Regions from separate parts of the Homo sapiens genome. Here region 1 is linked to region 2. The links are chromatin loops, found by intact Hi-C in ENCODE. Cell type or tissue: ascending aorta. All regions are shown on one strand.

What was found. Peaks named below come from ENCODE experiments on the same cell type or tissue, not always from the same donor. Only the 100,000 strongest peaks of a DNase experiment are listed, where the experiment ranks them.
Region 1: it touches region 2 in a loop (3-fold over the local background); 1 of 110 quality-filtered maps calls a loop at or near these places.

Annotation. Positions count from the first base shown.
Region 1 is chr10:124,902,401-124,910,400 of GRCh38, forward strand. No RefSeq gene overlaps it. Among named protein-coding and RNA genes, the nearest start is that of ZRANB1, 36 kb to the right of the region's middle. In ascending aorta, no CTCF peak of the experiment used is centred here; DNase peaks (open chromatin) are centred at 891 and 4,551; H3K27ac peaks cover 2,498 bases.
Region 2 is chr10:125,080,151-125,088,150 of GRCh38, forward strand. The region is part of intron 2 of CTBP2 (C-terminal binding protein 2); the gene reads right to left. Among named protein-coding and RNA genes, the nearest start is that of MIR4296, 51 kb to the left of the region's middle. RefSeq lists enhancers at 1,401-2,229, 2,230-3,057, 4,714-5,541, 7,198-8,000. In ascending aorta, a CTCF peak has its summit at 4,286 (motif pointing right); DNase peaks (open chromatin) are centred at 1,876, 3,581, 4,271 and 4,851; H3K4me3 peaks cover 1,944 bases; H3K27ac peaks cover 6,063 bases.

The DNA of each region.
Region 1 (8,000 bases), 180 kb before region 2:
GATATTATGATAAACACAAAGACACATCTTATTCACGAATGTCTGTGCTTTATTAAAATAGATTTATCTCCAAGTTAGGGCTGGCTCCTTAACACATTGCTTTCCTACTTAATAATATAAGGAAGATTTCTTGTCTCTAATCCTGATTTCGGTGATTGAAATCCCACAGACAGACTCAAAACTATATCATAAGAACAAAGTGTCACAAAAAGAAAGTCTGTCATATCTCCCAGCTATGGAAATAGAGTTTAGTATACAAGGATGACTGGCATTAAATTCAATGTGGGCTCCAACAAATCTTACCTTTGTGATCAATCATTTCATTCCTAAGAGATGCTGCTGGATTGGTAACCTATCTGCTTATGGACTTCAACTTTTTTCCTGCTGCTTTAGAAAGCCATTTCTTGGTGCCTCTCCATTATTTCCCTGAAATGTTTCTGTGCCACCTCTGATAGCCATCTTTTCTGAGTTTCACTGATAGACTGGATTAGCATAATTCCTTTTATGGCATAAGACCATGCTGTAGTAGAAGAAAAAATCATGATGTTCTTAAAATACATTGTCTTTGGATAGAATATTCTTTGCTTAGGAGAAGGGATTCAAAATGTCAGTAGCTGTGTCCTCCAAGTAAAGCTCTGGAAACATCTATTCCTTTAAATTTGCTCTGCTATAGTTTTTATTGGCTGGAGAGCCTCCATTTGTCCTTCCAGATCCATTCTCCCCCTGCCATGTGCCCCTTGAGACAGATAGACCAGCCAGGACTGCATCAAAGGCTTCTGAGCCCTAAGGTCATCAGTTTAGTTTGGCCAATGAGAGGCCCTGGCAGAGACTGGAGAGAGGAGAAAGGCGTCAGAATATTGACCCTGGCTTGCTCCCTGCTGTGCTTCTCTAGGAAGGCCACTGCTCCTGCCAGGTGGCCCTCCCCAGCACCAACGTCTCTCTCTGCAGGATTTGGTAATGGCACCCTGTCATTGCCAGTCAGGGCTATTTCACCATCCTTGCTGGTTTTCTTCAACCTTGCCCAATACCTTGTAAAATAATCTTAATTTTCCCACTGGAGTATGCTATTTATTTCTGCCTGGAACCCTGACTGACATGCAAGTGTAACAACTACCTCAAAAAATGGGGGACAGTGGTTATTTTGCCTATGACTTGTTTTTAGAAAATATGTTCATCATGAATAGGATTAAAGGCAATGCCTGTAAACTTCATCTGCTGTTCGTGTTTTACTGCCAGAGTTGTAAATTGTTTACATTTTCTTTTTTCTTTTTCTTTTTTTTTGAGACAGAGTCTCTCTCTGTTGCCCAGGCTGGCGTGCCGTGGCATGATCTCTGCTCGCTGTAACCTCTGCTTCCCTAGTTCAAGTGATTCTCCTGCCTCAGCCTCCTGAGTAGCTGGGACTACAAGCATGAGCCACCATGCCCGGCTAATTTTTGTATTTTTAGTAGAGATGGGGTTTCACCATGTTGGCCAGGCTGGTCTCGAACTCCTAGCCTTAAGTGATCCTCTTGCCTTGGCCTCCCAAAGTGCTGGGATTACAGGCATGAACCACCGCGCCTGGCCAAATTGTTTACATTTCCACAAGAACATAAAAGAGGAGGATATGGTTCTGCAATTCAGCTGGTTCTCAAGGCAGGGTTCTGACATCTTGCTAGAGCATCCAGATGTGTGTTATGTGGTGGTCCTCCTAGCATCACGGTAACCCAGGGGCAGATGAATGGAGTACTGACTGGGCCCCAATCTTGTCAGCATCTTCTTTCCCTGACCCCGACCCTGCCAGGAGCATCAGCTCCAGTCAACTCCTTACCTGCTTGCTTCCTTATCCCATTACAGCCCTGCATCCTATCTGCTGACCCTAACATTTCAAGAGAAATCATGCCAGTCTCCTAAAACAAAGTGCTGTAAGGCCAATGCTAATCCCCTGTCCTAAAAGTTTGGCTGAGAAAGTAGCTCATATGATCAGATTATTTTTTGAAGTTTATCTGATTAAATTTGGGTTGAAGTTGGCTGGGCACAGTGGCTCATGCCTGTAATCCCAGCACTTGGGGAGGCCGAGGCGGATGGATCACTGGAGGTCAGGAGTTCGAGACCAGCCTGGCCAACATGGTGAAACCCCGTCTCTACTAAAAACACAGAAATTAGCCAGGCATGGCGTGTGTCTATAGTCTCAGCTACTTGGGAGGCTGAGGCAGGAGAATTGCATGAGCCCAGGAGGCAGAGGTTGCAATGAGCCGAGATCGCACCACTGTACTCCAGCCTGGGCGATGCAGTGAGACTCTGTCATGAAAAAAAAAATTGGTTTGAAGTTGAGTGTATATGGTATTTCTAACTTTCCCCACCCTAGGGATGGATTCTTATTTCAAAAGTGTGGTGAGGCCTAAAAACTGTTCTGGTAAATTCTATTTGCAAGGATCGCTTCTTGAAAAAGCCAATCTTAAAATTAGAGTGGGCACTAATATTTAGTTTCAGTCCACAGATCTTTTATAAAAACATCTATTAGCTTTGAGTCTTTTGGGCCCCAGTGATGCAGATGGAAAGGCTTGGGGGAGGGTCACTGGGTTAGGACTTGAAGTGCTTGTGGTCCAGTTCTTAAAACACAAGTGCTGTAACTTCTCTGTCCCTTCCATCATTTGGAAATAACAGCTGCCTGACAACACTGATAAGGATAAAAATGAGATAATGATGGTGAAGTGAAGTGATCTGCATATTTAAATATCCTAAAAATACAAATGTTTTCTGAAGATTGCCACACGCTGGACAAATTTCAGAAAATATACCTTGTTTTTTCTTAAAAGATTGTTGGCCGGGTGCAGTGGCTCACGCCTGTAATCCCAGCACTTTGGGAGGCCGAGGCGGGTGGATCACGAGGTCAGGAGATCGAGACCATCCTAGCTAACATGGTGAAACCCCGCCTCTACTAACAATACGAAAAATTAGCCGGGCGTGGTGGTGGGCGCCTGTAGTCCCAGCTACTCGGGAGGCTGAGGCAAGAGAATGGCCTGAACCCGGGAGGCGGAGCTTGCAGTCAGCCGAGATCGTGCCACCGCACTCCAGCCTGGGTGACATAGCGAGACTCCATCTCAAAAAAAAAAAAAAAAGATTGTTAAATGCAAAAATTAATGTAAATGTTAGATACAGTTTTCATCTTCATTCATTTATAAGATTTAACGTTTAAAATTCTGTGCAAGATATGCAAATTACAAACTGAAAGAAAAAAAGAATCAAAGAGAAATATCAAACTGTCCTAAGTTCTTTTTTTTTTTGAGACAGGGTCTCATTGTCACCTAGGCTGGAGTGCAGTGGCAGGATCACAGCTCACTGCAGCCTTGACCTCTCCACCTTGGCCTCCCAAAATGTTGGAATTACAGACGTGAGCCGCCCTGCTTGGCCCTTTTTTTTTTTCTTTTTTTTTTTTGAGACAGGGTCTTGCTCTGTAGCCCAGGGTGGAGTGGTTCACTGTAACCTCGACCTCCCAGGGTGACCTCCCACCTCAGCCTCCCACGTAGATGGGACCACAGGTGTGTGCCACCACACCTGGCTAATTTTTTGAATTACTTTTGGTAGAGACAGGGTCTCCCTATGTTTGAGACAGCTGGTCGCGAACTCCTGGGCTCAAGCGATCCTCCCACCTTGGCCTCTCAAAGTGCTGAGGTTCCAGGTGTGAGCCACTGTGCCCAGCCTGTTCTAAATTCTTGAGCAAAGTTTAAATGTGTTAGGTCATTGGACAAAAGTAGTCAGGGTGAAAATATCCTGACGTATAAAATCAAGAAAGTAAAGTTAATCAATTCATTCAACAAATACTTCTTCAGTAACTGTGTGTGCCACGCACCATTCTGGGTACTCAGGATATATCAGTCAAAATATCTCACATATAGGAAAGGTACTTTCTGTTTACTAGGAAGCTGTTAAAGTTCCAAGTAATGAATGAATACCAGCAGCCAATGAGTTAAGGAATTGTAGAATTCATGCATTACCTCTTATGTGGAATCACTGAATAATTTTGTATGTCATAAAAACTACATTTCTTTCTGATTAGCCCCTTTAAAAATTTTAGCTTGTGTATTTTAAACTTACGTCTACTATAAATCTGCCATATTGAAGGTAATATTGAATATTGTGATCTTGGTTACACTGAAACTGTTGTGCAGATTTTTCTCCTTGGTCCACTATTTGAATTTGTAGATAGTTTTTGAAGCAAATAAGTCATTTGCATGAATCACTTTGGTGAATTTAAGAACTACTCAAATGACGTCATGGATACTTTCGAATATTTTGAAATATTTTTAAACTTTGTGGTCTCCGAAATGACTGGAAAGAAAGGAATGAAAAATATTGTGGCATTCCTAACTTCACTACTTTGGAATTACTTTTCGTTAACATCACTTTAGTGTTTGGCAAAAAGGCAGCATATTTTTAATTCCACGAGTATTGTATAATTAAACATGTAATGAAGATTTAGGTTCTAGATTAGTACATTTTGTCTTGTATAAGACTGTGCCAGCCGGGCACGGTGGCTTACGCCTGTAATCCCAGCACTTTGGGAGGCAGAGGTGGCCGGATCCCAAGGTCAATAGTTTGAGGCCAGCCTGGCCAATATGGTGAAACCCTGTCTCTGCTAAAAATACAAAAATTAGCCAGGCGTGGTGGCGTGTGCCTGTAATCCCAGCTACTCAGGAGGCTGAGGCAGGAGAATCGCTTGAACCTGGGAGGCGGAGGTTGCAGTGAGCCAAGATTGCACCATTGCACTCCAGCCTGGGTAACAGAGTGAGACTCCGTCTCAAAAAAAAAAAAAAAAAAAAAAGGCTGTGTGTATGGTATGTGTGTGTATAAGTGTGGGTGTGTAATGTATATGTATGTGTATATATATGTGTGTGTGGGTATGTGTGGTGTGTGTGTGTATATATGTGTGTGTGGTGTGTATGTGTGTGTGTGTTTGGGATGGTGGACGTGTAACCTTGTAAGCATACATATATATATGTGTGTGTGTGTGTGTGTGTGTGTGTATATATTTATTTTTGAGACAGAGTCTTGCTCTGTCGCCCAGGCTGGAGTGCAGTGACATGATCCCAGTTCCCTGCAACCTCTGCCTCCCAGGTTCAAGTGATTCTCATGACTCAGCCTCCAGAGCAGCTGGGATTACAGGCGCCTGCCACCATGCCCAGCTACTTTTTGTATTTTTAGTAGAGAAGGGGTTTCACCATGTTGGCCAAGCTGGTCTCGAACTCCTGGCCTCAAGTAAACATTCTGCCTCGGCCTCCCAAAGTGCTGGGATTACAGGTGTGAGCCACTGCACACGGCTGTCAGCATTGAAATGGGAAGATATTTGCTTATACAAACTATAAACTGGGTCAATATCCACTCTGAGGTGGTTCACATGGGTTAGACTTAGAGCATATTTGAGGTTGACCAGATGTCAACCCTGCTTCTCAGCTTTCCAGGTGTTCTCATTGAGACATGTCTTGCCCCTCAGTGAGTCACTCATTTTTCCCACTGTCTCCAGTCTGCCTTTCTCCTTCCTCCTTGCTCGGCAAATCATATTCACCTGCAAAACACAGTCACTGCCCATCTCTGTTTTCCAAGGGAACTGCATGGCTTGTCTCCTCTGTGTCCTATGCTGGGACATTACTCATTTGATTATTTGATATGGAATTTGCCTCTCTGTCCTGAAACATTCATAAAATTCAATTTTCCACTAACTTGACTAGGGTTTCTTCACCTTTTCTCTGTCACAGCCAGTTCAGAATAATTTTTAAATGCATGACAGAAATGAGATTACAAGGAAGCCAATTAAATTGAAATATAGTTATTAAAATGTTTTTAAAAATCTGTAATATTAATTGAAGTACTTCTTACTCACTTTTTTTTTTCTTTTTTTTGAGACGGAATCTTGCTCTGTTGCCCAGGCTGGAGTACAGTGGTGTGATCTCGACTCACTGCAACCTCCACCTTCCGGGTTCAAACAATTCTCCTGCCTCAGCCTCCCAAGTAGCTGAGATCACAGGCATGCACCACCACACCCGGCTAATTTTTGTATTTTTAGTAGAGACGGGGTTTCACCATGTTGGCCAGGCTGGTCTTGAGCTCCCGACCTCAGGTGATCTGCCCGCCTAGGCCTCCCAAAGTGCTGGGATTACAGGCATGAGCCACTGTACCCAGACATTTTTTTTTTTTGAGACAAAGTCTCACTCTGTCGCCCAGGCTGGAGTGCAGTGGCGTGATCTCAGCTCACTGCAGCCTCCACCTCCCAGGTTCAAGTGATTCTCCTGCCTCAGCCTCCCATGTAGCTAGGACTACAGGTGCACACCACTACATCCAGCTAATTTTTTTTGACTTTTTAGTAGAGACTGGGTTTCACCATGTTGGCCAGGCTGGTCTCGAATTCCTGACCTCATGTGATCCACCTGCCTCTGCCTTCCAAAGTGCTAGGAGTACAGGCGTGAGTGACCACGCTCAGTCCAATTGAAGTACTTTTTTTTTCTGAGACGGAGTCTCGCTCTGTTGCCCAGGCCAGAGTGCAGTGGCGTGATCTTGACTCACTGCAACCTCCACCTCCTGGATTCAAACGATTCTCTTGCCTCAGCCTTCTGAGTAGCTGAGATCACAGGCATGCGCCAGCACACCCGGCTAATTTTTGTATTTTCAGTAGAGATGGGGTTTCACCATGCTGGCCAGGCTGGTCTTGAACTCCTGACCTCAAGTGATCCTCCTGTCTCAGCCTCCCAAAGTACTGGGATTACAGGCGTGAACCACCATGCCTGGCCTGAAGTACTTCTTTAGTAACCTACTCAATAATGTAATATGATCTAAAAAAATCTATGATTTCTACTGGTGTCAGGGCCATAGATGTATTAATACTACCATAGTATGTTGACTACACTGACAATTGTTATAAATACTGCATTTCAGTTAAAAGTTAGAAGAAATAAAGATGTATTTTCTTTCCATCCAAGTTCATGGGCCCCTCCAGGGCATGGAGACCCTAAGTTAGGGATTGTCCTCCACTGGACTGTTGGCCCCTGTTGTAGATACAGCCTTACCTGTCTCTGAATTGCTGTTCTCAGCACAGTACCTGATATGGGGTCATTCCTCAGTAAATGTTACCTGGATTAAATGAAATGCAGAGCGAGGAAACCAACATTTATCAAACACTTAAGAGTATTGCCAGGCCTTTCAGCTCTTGTCTCTTTGGACCCTCAGTAACTGCCAGGGAAATATCACCCAGAATTTTTCAGATGAGGACACTGAGGACACTGGCACTCAGAGAGGACAGCAGGATTTCAACTCAGGGCTGTTTGACTCCAAAGTTCATGCTCTCTCTGCTCACAGCTTTGCCTCTTACAAAACTTCCCCAGATAAGATCACAAGCGAAGTTGTTTCAGATACTTGATGTTTCCAAACTTCTTAAAAAGATACAACAGCCAGGCGCGGTGGCTCACACCTGTAATACCAGCCTGTGATCCCAGCTACTCGGGAGGCTGAGGGAGGAGAATCGCTTGAACCCGGGAGGCGGAGGTTGCAGTGAGCCGAGATTGTGCCATTGCACTCCAGCCTGGGCAACAAGAGCGAAACTCCGTCTCAAAAAAAAAAAAAAAAAAAAAAAGACATAGTACTGGCTGGGTTTAGTGGCTCACGCCTATAATCCCAACACTTTGGGAGACTGGAGGATCACTTGAGCCCAGGAGTTTGAGACCAGCCTGGATAACATGGCGAAACCCTGACTCTATAAAAAATAAAAAAATTGGCCAGGTGTGGTGGTGCGTGTCTATAGTCCCAGCTACCCAGGAGGCTGAGCCTGGGAGGTTGAGGCTGCGGTGAGCTATGATCACAACACTGCACTACAGCCTTGACGACAGAGTGAGACCCTGTCTCAAAAAAAAAAAAAAAAAAAAAAAAAGAGACTCAATACAACTTCAACATTTTTTTTTCCTAATTCCGTAAGTCTAGCTTACAGGGATACTTAGTTGAAAAATCTACAAAAATTTCTTAGTCTGGATATAGAG
Region 2 (8,000 bases):
TTATACTCTGTTTAACTTCACTGAGGGGCCCATATTTTTTGGAGAAGATAAATCATGCTTCCATATAACTTGACTTAGGGGAACAGCAGTCAAAACTCACAAAGAGAAATACACCCAGTTTCCTTGGATTAGGGGTAAAAAAAAAACACACACCCACACCGTCAACCAAGACATCTGTCACCCGTACCTCTTACCAAGCAGTGGTAGCCACCAGTGCACCCAGCCCAGGGCAGGTGGGCTAAGTGAGGGGCTGGGCCATGAGAGTGCACTCTCCTCTGCCCCTGGTCACTGTCCTCTGGCCGTTCTGGAACAATGGGGATTGAGCGCTGTCGACCTGACAACACCCCTAGCATGGGAGGGCTGCCACCTGTGCCATCTTGGCTGTCATCATTGGAAACACAATCTCCTGTGGATCTTTTCTAAAAGGAGCTCCAGGCCCCACTGCCAAAGGGTCTCCAGACGCACATAAGAAATTTAAAAAGGGGGAAAAATAGTCACGCAAGAAATCCATGCATACAGCAGCTGAAGTCATCAATTATTTATTGAATGAGGGAACCTTAGCCATGGCCCATCTGGAAGGGCCAGACTTAGGTCTCAAGCTGTGCCCTGCAGGTCAACAGCAGGAGCTCTTCTGACCTGATAGGAGTCTCTGAACTCAACTCAGGGTCACAGGAGTGCACTTTTAACGTTCAGTGGAGGCAACTGCACATGCGTCACCTCCACAAATTAAGGGCACAGCGCTGCCTCCCACATCCCATACCCAGACCTGGTATGTTACGATGCACAAAATCATGTACAGGACTTAAAAAAAAAAAAAAGGAGATTGAGATAATAGCTTTACAGTGGAGAAAGACGGACTCGATCTTAGCCAAGTGATCAAAGTTAACCCCACCAATAATAAGATAAATTCACATGATGTGCCCTCCTAATCCGCTGTGCTGACAACAACAGTGGGTCCTGAGCATTCCCGCCCAAAGTGCCCAACTCCAATCAGGAAAAAACACAGGACAAACTGAACTGAGGGCCATTCTACAAAATGACTCATCTGCTCTCTTCAAAAACATCAATGTCATGGTACAAAGGAGGACAAGAAACGGTTCCAGATTAAAGATGACTAAAGAGACAAGGAAACCAGAGGCAACGCAGAATCCGAAGTTTCTTTTGCTATAAAGGATCTTATTGGGACTACTGGCAAAATCAGTAAGATCTGAATATTAGATATGATTATCAATGTTAATTTCCTGACCTTGATACTTGTCTTATGTGAAAGAATGGGCACTGTGTTTAGGAAAAATTAACTCCTCCATCCCTAAATACTTTAGCCTTATATATTTGCAAATATCTCAGAGGGATCTGAAGATTATATACTCTGTGCGTGTGTTTCTGTATATGAGAGAAACACAAGCAAATGTGGTAAAATGTCATTTGGAGAGGCTAGGTAAAGGGTAATTAGAAATTCTTTGTTCCATTCTTACAACTCTTCTGTAAGTCTGTAATTATGTCAAAAGAAAAAGTTAAAGGGAAAAAAAAAATAGACATGAATGGCCACAGTGATTGTGTTCAAGTTTTAGAATCAAGATTGACTGATATTTTCCCAGAGAACCCAAATTTTTGCAATGTGATTTCATTACTCTTTAAGGTAAACTACCAAAAATAAAGTAAGAGTCACAGCATGTCAGGGGCGCTTCAGATGGAAAGACAGGCGGGTCAGGCAGGGCAAGGTCCCAGGCCTCCTTCTGTCTCTGCTGTTGGCTGCTGCAGAGGAAGTGGCCACCGAGAACCCACCCTGTCTCTACCCAGGCTCAAGTATCCAAACCCCAGGCCAGCATGGTCAGCGCTGCCCAGGGGCAGGCTCTGTACCTGCTGCTGTGTGCCAGAGAATTCCACACGGCCACAGTACAGTCCAGAAACCAGCCAGAACCAGCCCGTGGGCAAGGGAACAGACCTGAAAGTCACAAAGCTTGGCGTGCCCTCCCTGATGGCCCAAGGTCAGGGCTGGCCACGCCGGAGCTGGGGGCTGCCCTCCTCCCCCCAGGCAGCCTGTCTCTGCAGGCCGGCTCCGGGACACACTGTCTTCAAAATCCCCATCCATGCTCCTTACAGCCAGTGGACAGCCTCGCCTTGGAGATGTGGCCAGATGGGCTGCCTCTTAAGTCCTCGTCCATGCTCCTTACAGCCAATGGGCAGATTCACCTTGGAGATGCTGCCCTTCTGGCCTCTCTCTGGAGAAGACAAAAAACTCAGTAACTTCCCCAAAAAGCTCCTGCTTTATGTACTGAACTTGTACTTCCCACTAAAATCAATTATTAATAAGATTTAATAGGCCTCTTGCCTCAGGTATCATTTCCAGCTAATTTTTACTCCCCCATGAGGAGAGTATGGTGGCTGCACAAGTCACGTTTGCACACTGTATCCATGATCATTCTGCCAGCTTTCCTCTTTTTTTTTTTTTTTTTTGAAACAGTCTTGCTCTGTCGCCCAGGCTAGAGTGAAGTGGCATGATCTCAGCTCACTGCAACCTCCGCCTCGTGGGATCAAGTGATTTTCGTGCCTTAGCCTCCTGAGTAGCTGCGACCACAGGTGCACGCCACCACACCTGGCTAACTTTTTGTATTTTTGGTAGAGACGGGGTTTCACCATGTTGGCCAGGGTGGTCTCGAATGCCAGACCTCAAATGATCCGCTCGCCTCGGCCTCCTGAAGTGCTGGGATTATAGGCGTGAGCCCCTGCACCCAGCCTTTCTGAGAATTTTCACAGGACATATGTCCAGCAGGCCTCGGCATTACCTTCTACTCCAGAAAATTCAGCTCAGAAGCCAATGCTCCAGGAGAGGGTTTCCCAGAGCACACCAAGCAAGATTTAAGTGCCCTCTCTCTCTGAGCCAGCACAGGGTCCATCTCTCTGGGGGGTTGGTCCCCACCAGACTGCAAGTACTGGGAGGGGATGGTTATCCCCTTGGCTCTGCAGCCAGCGGCTGCTGCAGAACACGTGTTGGACTAAATAAAGCTAGACTTAAATTCTGCCTTCACGTCGCAAGTTTACATCTGACACCAACAACGTAAGACCACCAGGGCCAGCACGCATTCTCAACATACTTTCCAAAGCTGGAAAAAAGCACAGCCAAGTCACTCAGAAAAGCCTCTCTTGATTTGGCTTCTGGATAAAAAAGAGTCTCCCTGTCGTGCCAGATGGGGTCAACTACTCGGTGAAAACAGAGGCCCATTCCACAGGCACCACTGCTGAGCCTCTGAGTTCCCAGGACAGGGCTGTCCGAGGACACAACACTGACAGCCATGTGCAGACCCCCGACCTGGGCGAGGATACCGCCCTCTGAGACTCAGTCGCCTGTCTACAAAAAAGGAAAAGATACCACATTACCGTGACCATCTAGTCTAATGAAAATGCCACCAGGATCAAAGACCATAACGCAAAGCCCTCTGTTTGCACCTTAGTCCGAACAAGCACCCAGGATACACTCGCTGTTGTTTGTTTGTTTGTTTTAAGGCAGGATCTCACTCTGCCTCCCAGGCTGGAGTGCAGTCTTGACCTCCTGGACTCCAGCCGTCCTGCCACGTCAGCTTCTCAAGTAGCTGTGACTGTAGGCACGCACCATCACACCCAGCTAAAGTTTTTTTTGTTTTGTTTTTTTGAGACGGAGTCTTGCTCTGTCATCCAGCTGGAGTGCAGTGGTGCGATCTGGGCTCACTGCAACCTCCGTTCCCTGGTTTAAGCATTTTTCCTGCCTCAGCTTCCCGAGTAGCTGGGATTAGAGGCATGCGCCACCACGCCCAGCTGATTTTTGTATTCTTTAGTAGATATGGGGTTTCACTATGTTGGCCAGGCTGGTCTAGAACTCCTAATCTCAAATGATCTGCCCGCCTTGGCCTCCCAAAGTGCTAGGATTACAGGTGTGAGCCACGGCGCCTGGCCCCAGCTACGTTTTTTGATTTTTTGTAGAGAAGAGAGCCCACTATGTTATTTTATTTTTTGTAGAGATGTTATGTATGTTGCCCATGCTGGTCTTGAACTTCTGAGCTCAAGCAATCCTCCTGCCTTGGCCTCCCAAAGTCGTGGGATTACAGGTGTGAGCCACTGTGAGCCCAGCCGGCTGCTGTTTAGAAGTGCATCACAAAGGATGCCTTGAGGGGCTTGGGGAACATCTCAGGGAAGAAGCTGCACGGAGAACGGTCCAGTCATCCTTCTATTTCGAGCCAACAGCAGCCCCGTGGAAGGAAAGGTGACTAAATGAGAAGGAATGTGACTCAGAGGGAGGCGCTCTGGAGGCCTCTGTGCCTACCCCAGGAGGGGCTGGCCTCTAGGTGGAGTCCCTACCAGTCCGGAGGCTCCCGCCCAAACCTTCCCCATCCTCTCTGGGAAGGGAGGGCGTGAGGAGGTGGTCCCCTGGAAGCCACCTCCCCAGCCCTGAGGTTCACACCACCTCAGTCTCAGGGGTCCGGGGGTGGCCCCAGTTAAAACATGGGTTTCCAGACCAGTGAAGCACTCAGAAGCACAGCCCTTCTCCTTGCCCGTTCTGTGTCCCCTGGCAGAGGGTGGGTCTGGTATCTGTGTAGCAGGTCCTGACCCCACCCAAGCAGCAGCAGTGTCCCAGCACCCCCGCCTTCCTGACCCACCGGCACTCTTTCCCACCAAGACGCCTTGAGATCCCCAAAACACGTCTCCACTGCTGCCCCAAGTCTGCCCCCAAAGGTTTGGCCTTCGCCACCTGTTACTGCCCAGGCTTGACACACAGCCATGAGTTCCGCCGTCGCCACGTCAGCAGATCTCTGCCAATGTGTGCCTGCCCTTGAACATTTCCCCCAGCTCTAGGCAAACAAAGCCCTCTCCTTAGCAACAGCTCACTGGGCAAAACCCAAAGATGACCCGACCTGGCGCACCTCCAGCACTCCAGGTCTTGGCTCATGACCATGGGACTGCGACAGAAATTACCTTCAACCCTCACGTCACCACCCATCACCCAAGCTGCGACACCAATACATCAGCAGGAGAAATGAGGCGGATTGCAAACAGCTGCCGAGTTCCAAGATAAAGAGTTTTATTTTGGTGGCTAAGGGGAAAAGTAGAGAAAAGCCGCCAACATTTTTACCAACAGCATAATTATATGAGAGAAAACTCCCTCCTTTAAGATTCCTACGCTGCCCTGACAGCAATTTAAGCAGCTGAGAAAAGATGGTGAAGACAAAGTCATTACGGCAGGATCCCGTCTCCTTCCTGTACACACGCCTGACTCTCTGTAATGACAATGAAAGAAAGCTCTGCGGGCATATGGCAGGGGAGCCACCTCCGTGTGCAACAGCAGTTGCATCAAGTCTTTAGTGCAGGATTTAGCTGTCTTAAAGATCCTATTAACCAGAGACAATTTCCATCCCAGGCTCCAGGCAGAGCTGGGAGCTTTCCTTCAGAAACGAGGGCGAAGAACCTCCAACAGTAAGTTTTCTGCGGGCGCTGGAACTTCCAGCCCAAAGCCTTCAGCAAATCACTCCATGGGGAAATCTAGTCCTGTCAGCTTTAAACTGGCCACCTTGCATTAACAGGGACTCTCGCAGCTGGGGTGTGGGTAATCTCAATGCACAGCTCTGCTACTATATGAGTTCACTCAAATGATCCCCTTGTTTCTGCTCTTATGCCTTCCAAGCCATTTTCCAGAGACACCCAGGAGGATTCTCACTGGAAACTGAAATGTGATCCTAGCCCAGTGTCTGGAAGCTCTCCAGCAACGCCCAGTGCCTTCGTGGTCAAGATCCGGGTCTGCCCTCACAGGGCCACAACCGCACTGGCTCCTGCCCTGGGTACAGCCCCTCGGCCTCCAGACCTTTCCCCAGATGCCCCATGGCTGGCCTCCTCCTGCCACGCCAATCTCAGCCTCCCCACAGAGAACCACTCCCTGTGTTCTCACCAAAGGGTCCCCTCAGTCCAAAGTATCTCTCTGGTCTTAATGTTTGTGTCCCCCTGCAAATTCCTATGCTGAAAGCCTCATCCCCAAGGTGGTGGTATTAGAGGGTGAGGCCTTTGAGTGGTAATTAGATGATGAGGGTGGAGCACTCATGAACGGGATTAGTGCCTGATGAAAGAGCTCTTTTGGCCAAGGCTCGGTGGCTAATGCCTGTAATCCTAGCACTTTGGGAGGCCGAGGTAAGTGGATCACCTGAGGTCAGGAGTTCGAGACCAGCCTGGCCAACACAGCGAAACCTCATCTCTACTAAAAATACAAAAATTTGTCGAGCGTGGTAAACTTTGATCCAGCAATCCCTGTAATCTCAGCTACCCGGGAGACTGAGGCAGGAGAAAATACAAAAATTTGCCAAGTGTGCTGGTAATCGGCTGTAATCCCAGCTACTTGGGAGGATGAGGCAGGAGAATCGCTTGAACCTGGGAGGTGGAGGTTGCGGTGAGCCGAGATCACACCACTGCACTCCAGCCTGGGCAATCGAGCAAAATTTTATTTAAAAAAAAAAAAAAAAAAAAAAAGGAAGATCTCATTTGACCCTTCCACATAGCGAGAGAGTACCGTCTCTGAACCAGAACTTGGGCCCTCATCAGACATCGAATCTGCTGGCATCTTGGTCTTGGATTTCCCAAGAATTGTGAGAATTAAATTTCTGTTGCTATGAGCCACCTGCTTATGGAATTTTGTTATAGTAGCCAAAGCAGACTAAGACAACATGCTCTCCACTTGACACTGAGAAAGCCAGGCCCTCAGGGAGGGGGCTCCGCCTCTAGAACACAAGTTCAGTGGGAGCGCGGCCACTGCACCTGCGGATCCTGAGGAACAGTCCACGACACACACGTGCGCCCACACACACGATCTCTGAATGGATGGATGACTGAGTCTGAAGAGATCATGAGCCAGCCCTGATTCTTCAGCCCTAACTTCAACCTTGAAAGGAAAATTTGGGCAATTTCTTTCTTTTTTTTTTTTTTTTTGAGACAGAGTCTCGTTCTGTCACCCAGGCTAGAGTGCAGTGGTGTGATCTCAGCTCCCTGCAACTTCCAACTCCTGGGTTCAAGCGAGTCTCCCGCCTCAGCCTCCCGAGTACCTGGGATTATAGCCTGCCACCATGCCCGGTTAATTTTTGTATTTTTAGTAGAGACGGGGTTTCGCCATGTTGCCCAGGCTGGTCTTGAACTCCTGACCTCAGGTGATTCGCCCACCTCCAGCTCCCAAAGTGCTGGGATTACAAGCATGAGCCACCGCGCCCAGCCAAGGGACATTACTTCTTAAGTACAGAAGCATCAGTGAAGGTCAGTGGCATGATGCGCTGGGCCGTCCTCCACAGGTTATTATAAAGAAGACATCCATGAGGACGAATGTCCACACCTGCCAGGAAACACTCCCCCAGTCCCCCTGAAGGGCAAAGGTCTGTCTTCCAAAGAGCCTGGGCCTGCTCCTTTTGTCATTCTACTGGCCCAACACCCACTCACATGTCTCTCATCCCCCCACTTAGTCCTCATTTTCTCGAGTCCTTCAGTTTGACCAACAATCAGACCCCACATCTAGGAGTGTGCTGAATAACTCAGCTTTGTTTAAGCACAAGAGGTCTCTGGGATGCTTCAACGCCGACTCCCACAGCATGCCACAACATGCCTTGTGGCCAGGCGGCCTGACTGCAGCTCACAGCATGTACATGCTCTCTCTCACTGGTGGACAGCTTATGTGGCTTTACAAATTTTCTTGATTTACAAGAACTGTGCTTCCTTGTCTCCCAACCCAGTTCTGCCCTCTGGAACCGGTTGCCTCCCCATTTCCTGGAACAATACTCCAAGGACAGGTGCTTCTTCTCTGGGCTCAGCAGCCTCGGGTGCCTGAGTTACTTTCCTGCACCGTCCATTCCCACCTCCTTCGGTGAGCTCTTCAAATGGTCAAGGCACAGCTCACATCCGGCCCTGGAATCTGACCCAGGACGCCAGCCCACAGAGAACTGTCCAGGATGCTTGAGAGCCTATGGAGCCACCAAGAGCTAAACTGAAAAGGGACAAAAGAT